Linked DNA regions of Homo sapiens: region 2 is linked to region 1. The links are chromatin contacts, found by Hi-C or POLR2A ChIA-PET in ENCODE. All regions are on one chromosome and are shown on one strand. The core of a region is the stretch at or near the end of the contact, and the rest is flanking DNA. Distances in the headings are between cores, read along the strand shown.

What was found. A loop is a pair of places that touch in the nucleus more often than their neighbours do. ChIA-PET counts read pairs that join two places held with the same protein, here RNA polymerase II (POLR2A). Pooled maps may share reads with other maps.
Region 2: a pooled map shows a loop between it and region 1 (2.1-fold over the local background). The contact joins two enhancer-like sites. A Hi-C loop is called at or near these places in 2 of 50 pooled maps. POLR2A ChIA-PET finds 5 or more read pairs at or near these places in 3 of 52 experiments (HEK293T, Panc1 and activated CD4-positive, alpha-beta T cell).

Annotation. Positions count from the first base shown.
Region 1 is chr12:64,179,297-64,185,572 of GRCh38, forward strand. No RefSeq gene overlaps it. Among named protein-coding and RNA genes, the nearest start is that of KICS2, 40 kb to the right of the region's middle. RefSeq lists an enhancer at 1,857-3,056. Within about 2 kb of position 2,300, at least 18 of the 41 ENCODE cell types and tissues checked have a DNase peak (open chromatin) inside an H3K27ac peak, as active enhancers do; they include Panc1, where a contact is called at or near this core.
Region 2 is chr12:64,034,401-64,041,311 of GRCh38, forward strand. All of the region lies in intron 4 of SRGAP1 (SLIT-ROBO Rho GTPase activating protein 1), which reads left to right. Among named protein-coding and RNA genes, the nearest start is that of KICS2, 180 kb to the right of the region's middle. Within about 2 kb of position 5,156, at least 5 of the 41 ENCODE cell types and tissues checked have a DNase peak (open chromatin) inside an H3K27ac peak, as active enhancers do; they include Panc1, where a contact is called at or near this core.

The DNA of each region.
Region 1 (6,276 bases), core at 1,050-3,549:
CTGTGCTTCTAGATAAATTTCCCTAATGAGGAGTTCTCTATTGAAATTTTCCTTCTTCCCTTCCTTAGTCCCTCTTCTCTCCCACAAATTGTAAGACATGTTTCATACCCTAGAAAAGCTCACAGTCTAATGAGTGAGAGAAGACATTTATTCCTTCATGGAGGTCTGAAATATCATAGCATTTCCAGTAGTACAAATAGTTTAGAAGGCTCAAGTCCAAGTCGAGAATAGACACATCTTACTCCAGCGAACAAGGCAGAAAGTTAAATGCCATGAGAGTGGGATGAACAATTGGGACAGGGTCCTTGAAGGAGAAGAAATTACTTCCAATAGGGGATATAGGGGAAAACTTAATACAAAAGGTGGCCTTTCCCTGGGTCTTTTAGGAGGCATAGGGTTTTGGCAGGTAAAGATGGCAAGAGGTGATGATCTATCCTAGATCAGAGGTTTTCTTTCTCTTTTTTTTTTTTTTTTTTTTTTTTTTTGAGATGGAGTCTTGCTCTTGTCACCCAGGCTGGAGTGCAGTGGTGTGATCTCGGCTCTGCAACCTCTGCCTCCTGGGTTCAAATGATTCTCCTGCTTCAGCCTCCCGAGTAGCTGGGATTACAGGCACCTGCCACCACACCCGGCTAATTTTTTGTATTTTTAGTAGTTGCATTTTAGTGGTTTCACCATGTTGGGCAGGCTGGTCTCGAACTCCTGACCTCAGGAGTTCTGCCCACCTCAGCCTCCCAAAGTGCTGGGATTACAGGTGTGTGCCACTGCGCCTGGCAGATTGGAGGTTTTCAAACTGCAATCCCTGGTCCTGCAGCATCAGCAACACTTAGAAATACAAAAGCCAGGGTCTTACCCTTGACCTGCTGAATCAGAAATGAGGCTTAGCATGCTTTGTTTAGCATCCCAGTGATTCTGATTCATACTTTATTGGAGAATCAATAATCTAGATTTAAGATCCTTAGCCTGGGGTCTGTGAATGTGGATAGGAAAAAAATACATCTTTATTTTCCCTAATGTCTAACTGAAATTTAGCATTTCCTTCCATTACAGATGTAGGCCATAAATTGCCACGATAATTATTAGGACCAATGCCATATCATGTTATTAAATGTATTAATAAAGAAGAATGCATACAACATAGCAGATTTTTAAAGATTTTTATAACTGTATTTCAATATAATTGGTTTCTTTGTAATTTCGTGTATCATTTTATACATTAAAAACATTGTGAGAAAGTGTATGCTTTGCAGGCTGCCAATGAAATCTCATCTTTTATCATACCAAAAATGTGAAGAACCCCTAGTCTAGAAGGATTCCAGACAAAGAAAACTCGGAGCAAAGGCAAGAAAATACATGGCCAGCCAAGTATTCCATTTTGCGTAAAACTGAGGTAAAGCAAGGAAATGCCGGAAGAGAAAAAAGAAAAGGCTGAACCTGATTGTCAGAACTGGACTTCTTCCAGCAGACTCTGGGGAGCTACTTAATCAGGACTTTTTAAAAAGAGGGAGCAAGAGGCAGAGCCAACGAGACACAACCAGCTCAGGGTTTTCAAAGAATTCCCTAGCAAAGGTAAGAAGGAAGGCCTGGAATAGAAAGAAACAGAAGGTGAGAGACCAAGCAGGAGATGAGATTTCTAATCCAGGCTTATCTAATAGCCCAAAGTGAAGAAAGAACTGACTATGAAAATGGGACGAATATGAGAGTGCTGTGAAAATTCAGCAGTGACTAAAACAGAAGAATCAAACATGACTCCAAAGTCTGAAGAGAAGGCGACTGGGACAAGAGTCATACTAAGAAAGAATTAAGGATGCCAAGTGGAGCAAGTCTGGCAAAGGAAAGTGCTGAGTTGCCTACAGGATATCCGGGTGAAAACATCCAGCAGTTATTTATCCGCCTGGGACAGTACTGACCTTTAAGACTTACTGTATCTCCTGAATAGCCTATTTGGACTTCATCAAGAGCTTTTCCCAAACAGGGATTTTTATCTTGCGGGCCCATGGACTCATGGGGAGTCCCATGAACCTCCCAAATTATTAAAGAAAATTTTATTTGTGTTCATGGACATTTGGGGAGAGGTATGTACTTTCATTACAAACTCAAGGAGCACGAAACTCCCTTTTCCCTCACAAAAATGTTAATACTCTCCATTCATCCTTCTAAACACTCCAAGCAAGGTAAGCCCTCTTGTCTGAAAATTTGGGGAGGGAGCATGAGTCTCAGAACAAACAGAAAATGCCTCAGGAACAAAGCAGCAGCAGCAGTTACAGTCATGCGTGGATGGTTCTGAGTCAGGAGAAGCTCACTGCACAGTCACCAGATGAGGAAGGCATTTGGAATGTCTTGGTTAAAACTCACTGGAAATGACAGAAGAGTTTCTGACTCATTTCTTGAACCAATTCTTGCCTGAATACCTGTCTCTACAAGAGCAGTCATTAATGCCCCAACCTTAAACAGTAAAAATTGTCATTTTTATAAACATCATACTGCTCAACTTCCCACTGTCCAAAGAAGCTGAGCTGCACGGGTTGTCCCAGGATGGAAAAGAAGCCACAGCCAAGAAGCTGTGTCTTGCTTTAGTGTTGCCATCTACTGGCTGGTGCTCACTGACTCTCATTCCCAATCTTTTCACTGCCAAAGGAAAGATTTTGCAATTAGGCTGCTTTTTTTATCCAGAGCCTCTCTAGACAGTTCAGTCCCCAAGAGGTCAAAAAAAAAAAGTTTTTTTTAACAGAAACCTACCAGCTCCAAAAAAAAAGTAAGGCAAGACCAAATGTCAACAATGTTACTAGGAAGCTTCAGCACTGACTAACAGAGTTTATGGTGAATGCTCCCTAAATGTTAGCCCCACATAATTAAGACAAAAGATGCTTTTAATGTGTTGTATATGAAGTGATTATGAATAAGCAGAGGTTTGTGCCCACAGAATGGAATAGGGATATAACAGCATTGAAAATTGTTATTGTTGTTGTTGTTTCGTTAAAAGTAATTCTCTTTGCTAGGCTGTGTGTAGAAAGTGGTTATCCTGGTAAGCTTAATAAACATAGTGCCGGGGATTCTGGCTGAATAGCTGAGAGTTAGAATTGAATGGGTTCTCACATACCCCATGGAGGCAGGAAGCAAGGACCAGGTTCCCCAAGTGAGGACTTTGTTGCTCTTATTGAACTACAATGAAAGGGTCTTGTACACTTACTTCATAAGCCCATGGCACTGACCAGAACAGCAAAGATTCTTTATTTCCGAATGCCATAGTAACTCTTTTCACTATTCTTTCGTGTGTGTGTGACAGTACTCACTCTGTCACTCAGGCTGGAGTGGCATGATCTTGGCTCATAGCAGCCTCCATCTACCAGGCTTAGGTGATCCTCCCACCTCAGCCTCCTGACTAGCTGGAACTTACAGGCACATGCCACCACACCCAGCAAAATTTTTTTTCTTGTATTTTTTGTAGAGATGGGGTCTCACCGTGTTGTCCAGACTGGTCTCAAACTCCTGGGCTGAAGTGATCTGCCACCCTCAGCCTTCCAAAGTGCTGGGATTACAGGCATGAGCCATGCCTGGCCTCTCTTCACTCTTCTTGTGTTCACTTCCTCCTTCCCTGGTTTTTTGTTTTTATTACTTTTCTTCCTTTCCTCTTTATGAACTGTCTAACCCCACATCTACCTTCCACCTCATCATACTGGCACAAACTAAGAGCTAAAAGGAAAAGAGAGTTGCACTTAATTCTCCTCATTCATATGCTTTTCCCTTCTTTTCCTTTTTGCTTTTTAATCCAGCAAAGCACCTTATCTTTCACTCACGTTCACATTAAAATTTAGAAGACTGATCATGTTTGGCCTTTCCGTCCAATATCACCTTCCTATAAAATCAATACATATGGGTGATAAACGTAAGTCACAACCACCATCTTATGCATCAGCAAGCCCGCAGCACGTAATACAATTAAAGACTTTTTTGTTGATTAATGAAAGGAGAGGTTGCTAATCCTTTCCTCCTATAACTTAAGGAACAGAAGGAGGAAGAAAGAATATAGTGCCCTTAGATGTCAATTGTCCCTCCTCCCTCCTTTGCGGTCAGGACCCCTCAAAAAAAAAAAATTCGCTCAAGGAGTTATTGAAGGTTTCAAAGAGGAGAGAGGAGAGGTTTACATTGTAACCTCACAACTGACACCCTGAGAGACCTCCCCCTATGCATTCTCCACCTGCTTTGCTGTAGTGCATCTAAGGGTCTATTTAATTCTACTAGGCTGAGTTGAGCCTCTTGGCTCCTCTCTCTATCACACCCAGCCATCTCTTCCCCCTGAACCATATTCTTTCTCCAGGGAAGGAAAAATGAAAGCCTTGCAGGTAATAAGGCCAATCCTACTCCAAGTATCTCCTCAAAGTATTTTCTCTAAACATTTAATACTTTCCCTAAGAATTTTCTTACCAGCTGTTAAGTAGTTGACATTTTTTCAATATTGTTACAATTCCCACCTGTAAAGTTTGATAAATCTATACGATTTTTTTTTAAAGCTAGATATCTCTTCAGGTGCTGGTGGTCCCCCTTCCTTGGAAGTTAATTCCCTGAGGACAGAGACAAAAAACTTATCTTCCTCTCCTCAATGTCATTCATCCATCCTTTTAAAATCAAGCAAGACTATAGGGGCTCAACTTTAATAACATAAAACATTATTGCTCCTGGAGATCTGTGTTGGTTTTCAAACTAAAAATGACATTTAATAAATACTATAAGAAGCACTTTCTCAAGCTTTCCAAGGACAACTATACTTGCTAGACTAGATAGTTACATTCACAAAAACTGGCCTTGTTATTAAAAAACATAGTAGGAAAAAATATGCAAATAAGTCACTTTGTCTGTATAAATGGTTTACTGTGGAACTGAATGATTCCACATCAACTTAGCCGTATATAATTTGGTCAAAAACTTTAACTGGAATGTCCAGGCCTTGGCCAATGGGAGCTTAAAATGAGGTCACATTTATTTGCTAATATCCATTAGGAAAATGTCAACTCCCCATTCTGCTTAATTACAGGAATTCCAGGCTCTTGACAAATTCCTCTGCTTACTATTTCTGGAAATCAGGACTCCAATCCAGTTGTCTGCTGCCTCCGCCACTCATCTGCCTCCTGACCACATTCCCTGTACACAGGCTGACAGGGGCTCTGTGGCATACCACCTTTGGCAATTCCTGGACTCAACCTTCCTCCTGCTACTGCTGCCCTCCCCTAAAAGAAGGCAGAAAACCCTCTTTTAATTCTTTGATCACATTGCTCAGCCCATCCACAACTTTTAGCAAAAACTTCTTGGAAAGTTCAGGAAAATAGAAGGGGGCATTATGGCATCAATATCTCAAAGCTGTACTGTATGTGGTGATTCCCAGAGAACAGCAGTTCAGATGTACCTCATGTCCCTTCAAGCTGGGATTCTACTGAGATATGGAAATATTATTCAAAAGATATGAGAATAGAGATCATTTTAAGAAAATCAATTTTTAGGAAATCAATTTCAGATTCCTCAACTTCCATATGAACTCTCTCCTAAGAACCTGTGAAAGTGCTTTTAGTAAACTAAGCTTTTTCTACCTTCTCCTTTAATAACTGCCTTTCTCTTACCAAAAAATAAACTTACCTCTCACCCATACGTTTACCATAGCGTATTAGGAGACCATTTTCCATGGGTTTTTTCATGTTCTGCAGGTCTTGAGAGTAAGGCATCAACTGCCCTTAGTTCTGCACTATCTCTACAGGTTTCAGTGGGAAGATGGCTCTGCCATCACCATGTCAGACTTCTAGCCTGCAGAACTGAGAGACAATACATTTCTGTTGCTTTAAACCATCCAATTTTTGGTATTTTGTTATGGGAGCTCTAGGAAACCAACACACTTACTGGCTGGAATAGGAATGTCTCCCTCTGGAGCAAAGGGAAGGCATGCTTACAAACCATTATAAAAGATTGGGGGACGGGCACGGTGGCTCACACCTGTAATTCTAGCACTTTGGGAGGCCGAGGCGGGCGGATCACGAGGTCAGGATATCAAGACCATCCTGGCTAACACGGTGAAACCCCGTCTCTACTAAAAATACAAAAAAATTAGCCGAGCATGGTGGCAGGCACCTGTAGTCCCAGCTACTCGTGAGGCTGAGGCAGGAGAATGGCATGAACCCGGGAGGCGGAGCTTGCAGTGAGCCGAGATCACGCCACTGCACTCCAGCCTGGGCGACAGAGTGAGACTCTGTCTCAAAAAAAAAAAAAATTGGGTTTCCAAAGATCAGAATTCTC
Region 2 (6,911 bases), core at 3,906-6,405, 140 kb before region 1:
AATCCTTTCTCTTTATAAATTACCCAGTCTCAGGTGGTTCTCTATAGCAGTGCAAAAGCAGAGTAGTATATAAATGGAAATATTGCTGATTTTCTTCCTTTTACCTCTATTAGAAACAACAATCCCTCCAATCATGGAAAAATTATGACCTGTTATTGAAATGAATTATTTAATGGCATTCTTTTCAAATATCAATAGCTGACATTTACTGTGCACTTATATGTCAGCCTCTTCTGTGCTCTTCGTATGTGTTAACACATTTTATCCCCCCCACCACCTTAGGCAGTGAGTAATATTGTAATTCTGATTTTACAGTAAGGAAATTGAGGCACAGAAAGGTTAGGTTACTTGCCAAAGACCTCACAGCAAGTAAGGGCAGAGGCAGGATTTGAACCCAGGCAGTCTGTCTCATGAGTCGGAGCTCTTAACCATGAGTATGCTACTACTCAAACTGAATTGTCCTATAAATGCTGCTTTGCAAGTGTAATTGAAGTTTTGTAAACTTTGCTTTCACTGATTTATGAAGAGCCACATTGGCCCAGGGAGAGAAGGTGGGTTTGTGAAAGTTTATCATTGTAACAGTCCTGCTGGCCACTCATGACCTCAGGGATCAGCAACTCTTTCAGCCCTGATGCTGGGAACAAGAAAAAAAAAAAAAAAAGAAAAGAAAAAAAACTTTCTGGTTTCACTTGCAGGCCTTAAGTGGGAGGTGGGGGATGGGATGGGAACTGAGAAACAGAGACATCCATTGTAGGTGTATGTTAAGGGCTGGCTTCTCATGCCTTTATATCCTTTATATAAATGAAATATATTATCCATTTTTTTCTCTCCCTAAATGGGCTTCCAGACTTAAATATAAGCTGATTACAAAGAAGCCTGGGAATTTTTCTCTACCTAATTCTCACTCAGCCTACCCTGAAGTCCAGCAACTGCCCCTCTCCCACCTCTGCATATATCCACTTCCTATTTGTAGTGCAGTAAGAGTAGGCTGGCCTTTGTGTCACCCCTACTGGGGAGAGATTATGTCTTTCATCTCTAGTCTCAAGGCCTAGCACAGTGTCTGGTATTCAGACACTCAGTAGCTGTTTGGTGGATGAATAAATAAAATCAGTATACATTGCACCCTGAAACCTGGGCTAATGTCTACCTGATTCTAGAGTAACTGTCACCATACATTGAAAAAGGCGCTAATTATAAGAGGTGTGTGTAGACAGGCCAAAAGCATTTCCAAAGTGTGAATTCAGGAGTGTTTTATAAATGTGTGTCTTTGCAGTCGCCTCCAAGGCCATCCTTACTGATATATTGTTTTAGTTTTTATGAGGTTTGTGCTAGCCCAGTTCTCAACATGAAATAGCAAAAAGGCATCTGTTGGTCTGCTTTTATTGTACCTCAGTTCTCTCTGCTGCTTTGCCTTTGGGAGACAGTGGCCTGCACCTATCTGCTTAGAGCCTGGATATGAAGGCCCAAAGCCTGCACTGTTACTTCTACATCATACCTTAGACACTGTCAAGAATCATAACTACCCACCGTGCTGTGTGCTTACATTCTGTCATTTCATCCCCATTTTACCTCGAAGGAACTGGAGCTCAGGGGCATTAGGAAACTTGCCCACTTAAGAATTGATGGCACTGGAACTCAAATCCAGGTCTTCCTGGTTCCAGAGTCTGTGTTCATCAGCGGGTTTGGCCAGGTATACTAAAGAGCAAGAAGACTGGAGATTGCAGATGTAAAGATCATGGCACACGTGTCCTGAGTGCTCTTTTTGAGGGAATTCCTGCCCACTACCACTGTCTCAAGCCGCCAGAGAGACAGCTTGCCCAAAGAGAGGCTGTGACCTGGAGGGAGGTACTGTGGCTGTGTTAGGTTCCTGGGGTTCAGCTGAAGGTGGCCCTGGTGGCTTTCCCCACGCACCTGAGAGTTTCCTGGGAAACAATGGGCGTGGGCTTCCAAGGCTGTGGTATTACCCCAGTGGTTTGGTTAGTCTGGCACTTGCAGAAATTCAGCTACAGTTAGAGTCCTCTTATGTATTGATTGTAGAAAATAGATCTTTATCTTAGGTAGTTGATAAGAAACCCAAAGAATGTAGTTTCTCAGAAGAGCTTTTAGTGATTAATGGATTTAGTGAAGCAGCAGGCTATATAGAGTTAGGAAATATTGTCACTAACATACTGTTTTTCATCTCCCTTCCCTGCCAAACCACCACATCATTTCTTTTCTGAGAGGCCATAAATTCCAACACTAACCATATTTCACAAATGACTTAGAACTATTTGTCATCCCATTAGTCCAATCCCAGGTATTTATTGCTGGTGCTATTTTGGAAGCCGAGGATAGAAAAGAACAATGCCAGATGCATTGTAGATGTTTAATAAATATTTGTTAAGTGAATAAATGGATGGACAAGCTTACTATAAAATGGGTTCTTATCCTTCATTTGATTCTCACCTATTTTACTCATACTGTATATGAGACAGTTTTAAGAATCTGAAGGTACATAAACATGACTGGTACCCTGGCTCTTCTTACAGGACAGTCCACAATCTGGGTGGTACACAGAGATCTGTGACATATAGCTAAAGTGCTATGTGCTGAAGACTCTGAATGAAGAGCTGTCTTGAAAGACAATACTTGTCTTGGCAATCAGAAGAATAAGATCCCTCTGGCTGAGAAGCCAGGGAACACTTAGCCATAGGTGAGATTTAAGCTTGCCATGGAGAATGGGTCAAATGTCAAAAGGAGGAGGTGCTGGGGGACAGCAGCTCAGGGACTTGCTTGGGAGAAGCTGCAGAGGCAGGAACATATAAATTCTGGGGAGGGAGCCGTGAGTGACTGACTCAGAGTGGTACACAAATTGCTGCTTGGATGGGTGTTGGGACCAGTCTGATAGCATTGAACTCCATGGTAGAGGGAATCATGTCAAGTTTAAGAAAAGGTCAAAGAGAATGGTAACAGGGAAAAGGCCTTATAACTGTCATCGTGGATTCTTTTTCTTATTGTCCATTCCCTCTTCCTCCGTACTAAATGAAGTCACCCCAAGCCATCCTGCATATCTCCACCATGTTATTACTAAGACACTGCTTTGACCATACTGTCTGCAACACTGTGGATTCACCAACACCTATAGAATACATTATGCCCTTCTTAGTGGGGGTTTCAAGACTCTTTGGCCCATGCCAACTTATCTAATCTTATCCTTCAGCTTGTTACCCAACCATCTACTTTCCAAGTTCTTCCCTGGACCCCTTCTCTGCCATCTTGGTCTGCTCATGCCCACCTCACCTGTGTGCTTTCCCGCATCCCTGCCTTATTAGAACTTTGCTTGTACCATCTTTCTAGCCTGGATGCCCTCCCTTCATCTGTGCCCATCAGAATATCAAAGGCCCATTTTTTAGTCTCCAAAATTTTAAACTCTTAGAAGATGGAAACCAAGTATTTCTTTTCACACCCATCAGTGGGTTATGGGTGGTAAGCACCAAGCACATGTTGAATACATAAATATCTTTCATCCTCTCTTTTCCTCTATTCCTACATATAACTAAGAGTGACTGTATCCCTTAGATAAAGAGGCCTTCCAATTGTATGATACTTTAGACTTTCCAAAGGTTATGGCGTAGCAGTCCCAAACACCTCATCTGAAGCCAGGCTGTCTGGGTTCCCACCATTGCTGTGCCAGCTGTGTGACCTTGGACAAGTTACATAACCTCTCTTTGCCTCAGTTTTTTCATCAACATAAAGGGAAGAATAAAGGTACTTATTTCATAAGAGTTTCTAGAAGGATTAAATATGTTATTCGTAAAATGCTGAAAAGTATGTCTAGCACATAGTGAGCATTATATAATGCTTGCTAAAGTAAATTATACGTATATATGTACATATCTGTATATATTGTATACATAGATATATATAGTAAATACTCAATAAAATTTAAATTAAAAAAATACACACACAGGGACACACAATTTGGCATCCATGACGACCTTGTAAAGTAATCAAGAGGCATTAAATAATTTCCCGACACCTAGTAATTGTAGATCCATTCCTGGGATCCGTGTCTTCTAACTTTTGAGCCAGTAGTCAAAAAGTAGAAACTATATCATTAATCTATTGATCTCTCCAACACATATAGTTTTCAGATATATAGTGATTTCTTAACACGAAGCATTAAATTTGCTACAGGTATTTTTATTATTTTGATTTAAACTATAAGAGTAGTGTCAGATACATGATATGGCCATGTCAGTAAGAAAAAAATATTAACTTCTGTGCAAGTTATCATATAGGATATCCCAATCTCCTAAGGAAATTCATGACGTGGGTCGTTTTCTACTTGACTATTTTTTCAGCAGTTGAGGAAAAATGGAGCAAGAAAGATAAATTAGGTGTATTGAATGGAGAATTATGCATGAAGTTTTAGTAGAGAAGAATTCAAACAGGAAAATATGCTATGGGAGTACATTTACATGGCTATATGCCTGTCAGGTCATTTGGTATGCAAAGGCTTGTGTTTGCATTAAGCTGGTGGAGAAGCTGTTATTTTCTTTGCAGTATGTATTCAAAATGCACCTGTAAAAAATAAAAGCTTTCCTTTACTTCTCTGAAAAAGAAAGAGAACTGTCTGTTATTTTAAACACAAAATACATTTGACTTCTGTCAACAGCTTACATTTTAAATAATGCAGTTTGTACTTGCATTCATTATCTGCAATTAGAGTTCTCGAAAAAGCTTTTAGCGTTTATCTCCCCAACTTTTAAAATTCATTCACTGTAACTGTTAACATTTTAGTGAATAGTGGAAACCCTAAGACAAATTGGAAAACTCAACAAAGAAATTTGCTTTCCGGAAATTACCACCGAACTAGGTAGAGAATACTCAGCTATTGTGCTGAACCACATTATGATGAGATACACTCTTTTCTTTCCAGCGTTAGGTCAGACTCAAATGTTTTCCTTTTAACCCACACTAGTCAGTAAGGAACACCCTGCTGGCAGTCAGCGCAGTATCCTTTCTCTCAGGCTTAGTTTGTGCAAACTACCTGTTTATACTAGTCCTCAGTGTCCAAGTCAAGCAAGAGTCAGAAGTTCAGATTTTTTCTTTGCGATAATTTATTTAAAAGAAATATTTCTCAGATACTCGGGGTGGCCTGAGGTGCCTTTTCATCCAAGTGTAATGAGAGTCACATGTTCTCATTTCCTCACTCCTATTAGCAAGAATACAGACAGCTGAGCAACGTGTGTGTGTGTGTGTGTGTGTGTGTGTGTGTACACCCTCTCATTTTAAGATATAACTGGAACCAAGACCCAAATATAATAGTATGTGGGTTTGCTTCAGGCAGGGAATAACAAGAGCCAAGCCTAGAAAGAAATGCAAGGTGTGTGTAGATTCGTTGACCTTTTGCTGTTTGCCCAGCTGCGGGGTGACTCCCTTTTCATTTCCCAGCTGCTCAGCTGCTTCCTACTGCTATTTTATTTTGCTTTTAAACTGGAGTAGCCAACCAAACTTCTCCCAGACAGGTTCAATAATTACTAAAAACAGACAACTTTCCAATTACACACGGCTCAGAAAAAGCTGCCAGTGCTTTATATTTTAGCCCTTACTTTGTTCTGGCTCTGTAATGCCTTTAACATGATTTACCAGCTTACATTTTTAAGGAAAGCCATCATCAGATTTTATGAAAATAAGTAAAGGTTCTTCGTTAACCCCATGTTTTACCCTTCAAAATAGTCATCTTGAGAACATGTGTTAAGTTGAACCATAAGAAAATGCTGATTTTCCACCTTTTTAATAACCTACAGAAACATCAATTTCATATGGATTAACCTAAATAAATATATTTGTTCCAGTGATGCTTCCAGGTCTCAAACTATTTAAAAACTCATCTCTTGAAATGAGAAAAATCAAATTCATTACTTGAAAACATTGCATTATTCTCAACTTCTTAGACCTTAGTTATAAAATTGGCTCTGAGTAACGTGGTTATTTCCATATGAAATGAAGTCTGTCTTCTGGGGATGAGAATTTGACATCATTTATAATAAAGTACTGCCACAAATGCTTAGCACTGGGTGCCGAGTTCGGGTGTGCTCCTCGATACATCCTTTGCATTGGAGTCATCACACCTTACATGTGTTGTTTCTTTTAAGGAGCATAATTGTGCTCAAAATACACAGGTTTTCGAATTCACCCGGATGTCTGACATATGAAAGCATACTGAAATTATATTGGAAAAATTATGATTTTCAGATAAAATCTGTGACTCTGAAATCTGTGACTGTTACTCTCCTGTACCTAAGAATACAGAGATTACATACCGATTTATAGGTACCGTTATAAAAATAATGAATAGCTTGTTTATTATTTAAGAAAATATTTATTAAGCACCTATGTTGTCTGAAATACTTTCAGAGATAACACAATAGATCAGTTTATTTTAATTAGCTGAGTATAAAATTGGCAATATATTACTAAGTCTCAAAAATGTGCATATTCTCTAATGCTGCAATTCTATTTCTGAAAATTTGTCCTAGGAAATATGACACAATTTTGTACACAAACTTTTTTGTAACAATAATATAGCCAAAATGTGTAATAATTGAGGATTCATTCTGTAAATTTTAATACATTATGAAATTGTTATGTTCTATATATTCCTAAATTTATTAAAATTCAAATTACATATATCATTTCTAAGAGAATAAATTAGATATACATCAAAGGTTTTTAACACAACTTTATAAAGCAAATAGTTGAAATATCCTAAAGTTTTTAACAATGGGGAATTAAGTTATGGAACAGTCATATAGACAAATACTATGTAGCACTTAAAATTATGTTTAGAAGAATATTTAATGATATAGGAAAATATGCTGATATCTAAGTGGCAAAGGACATTGTAATCTAAAAATTACAAACGT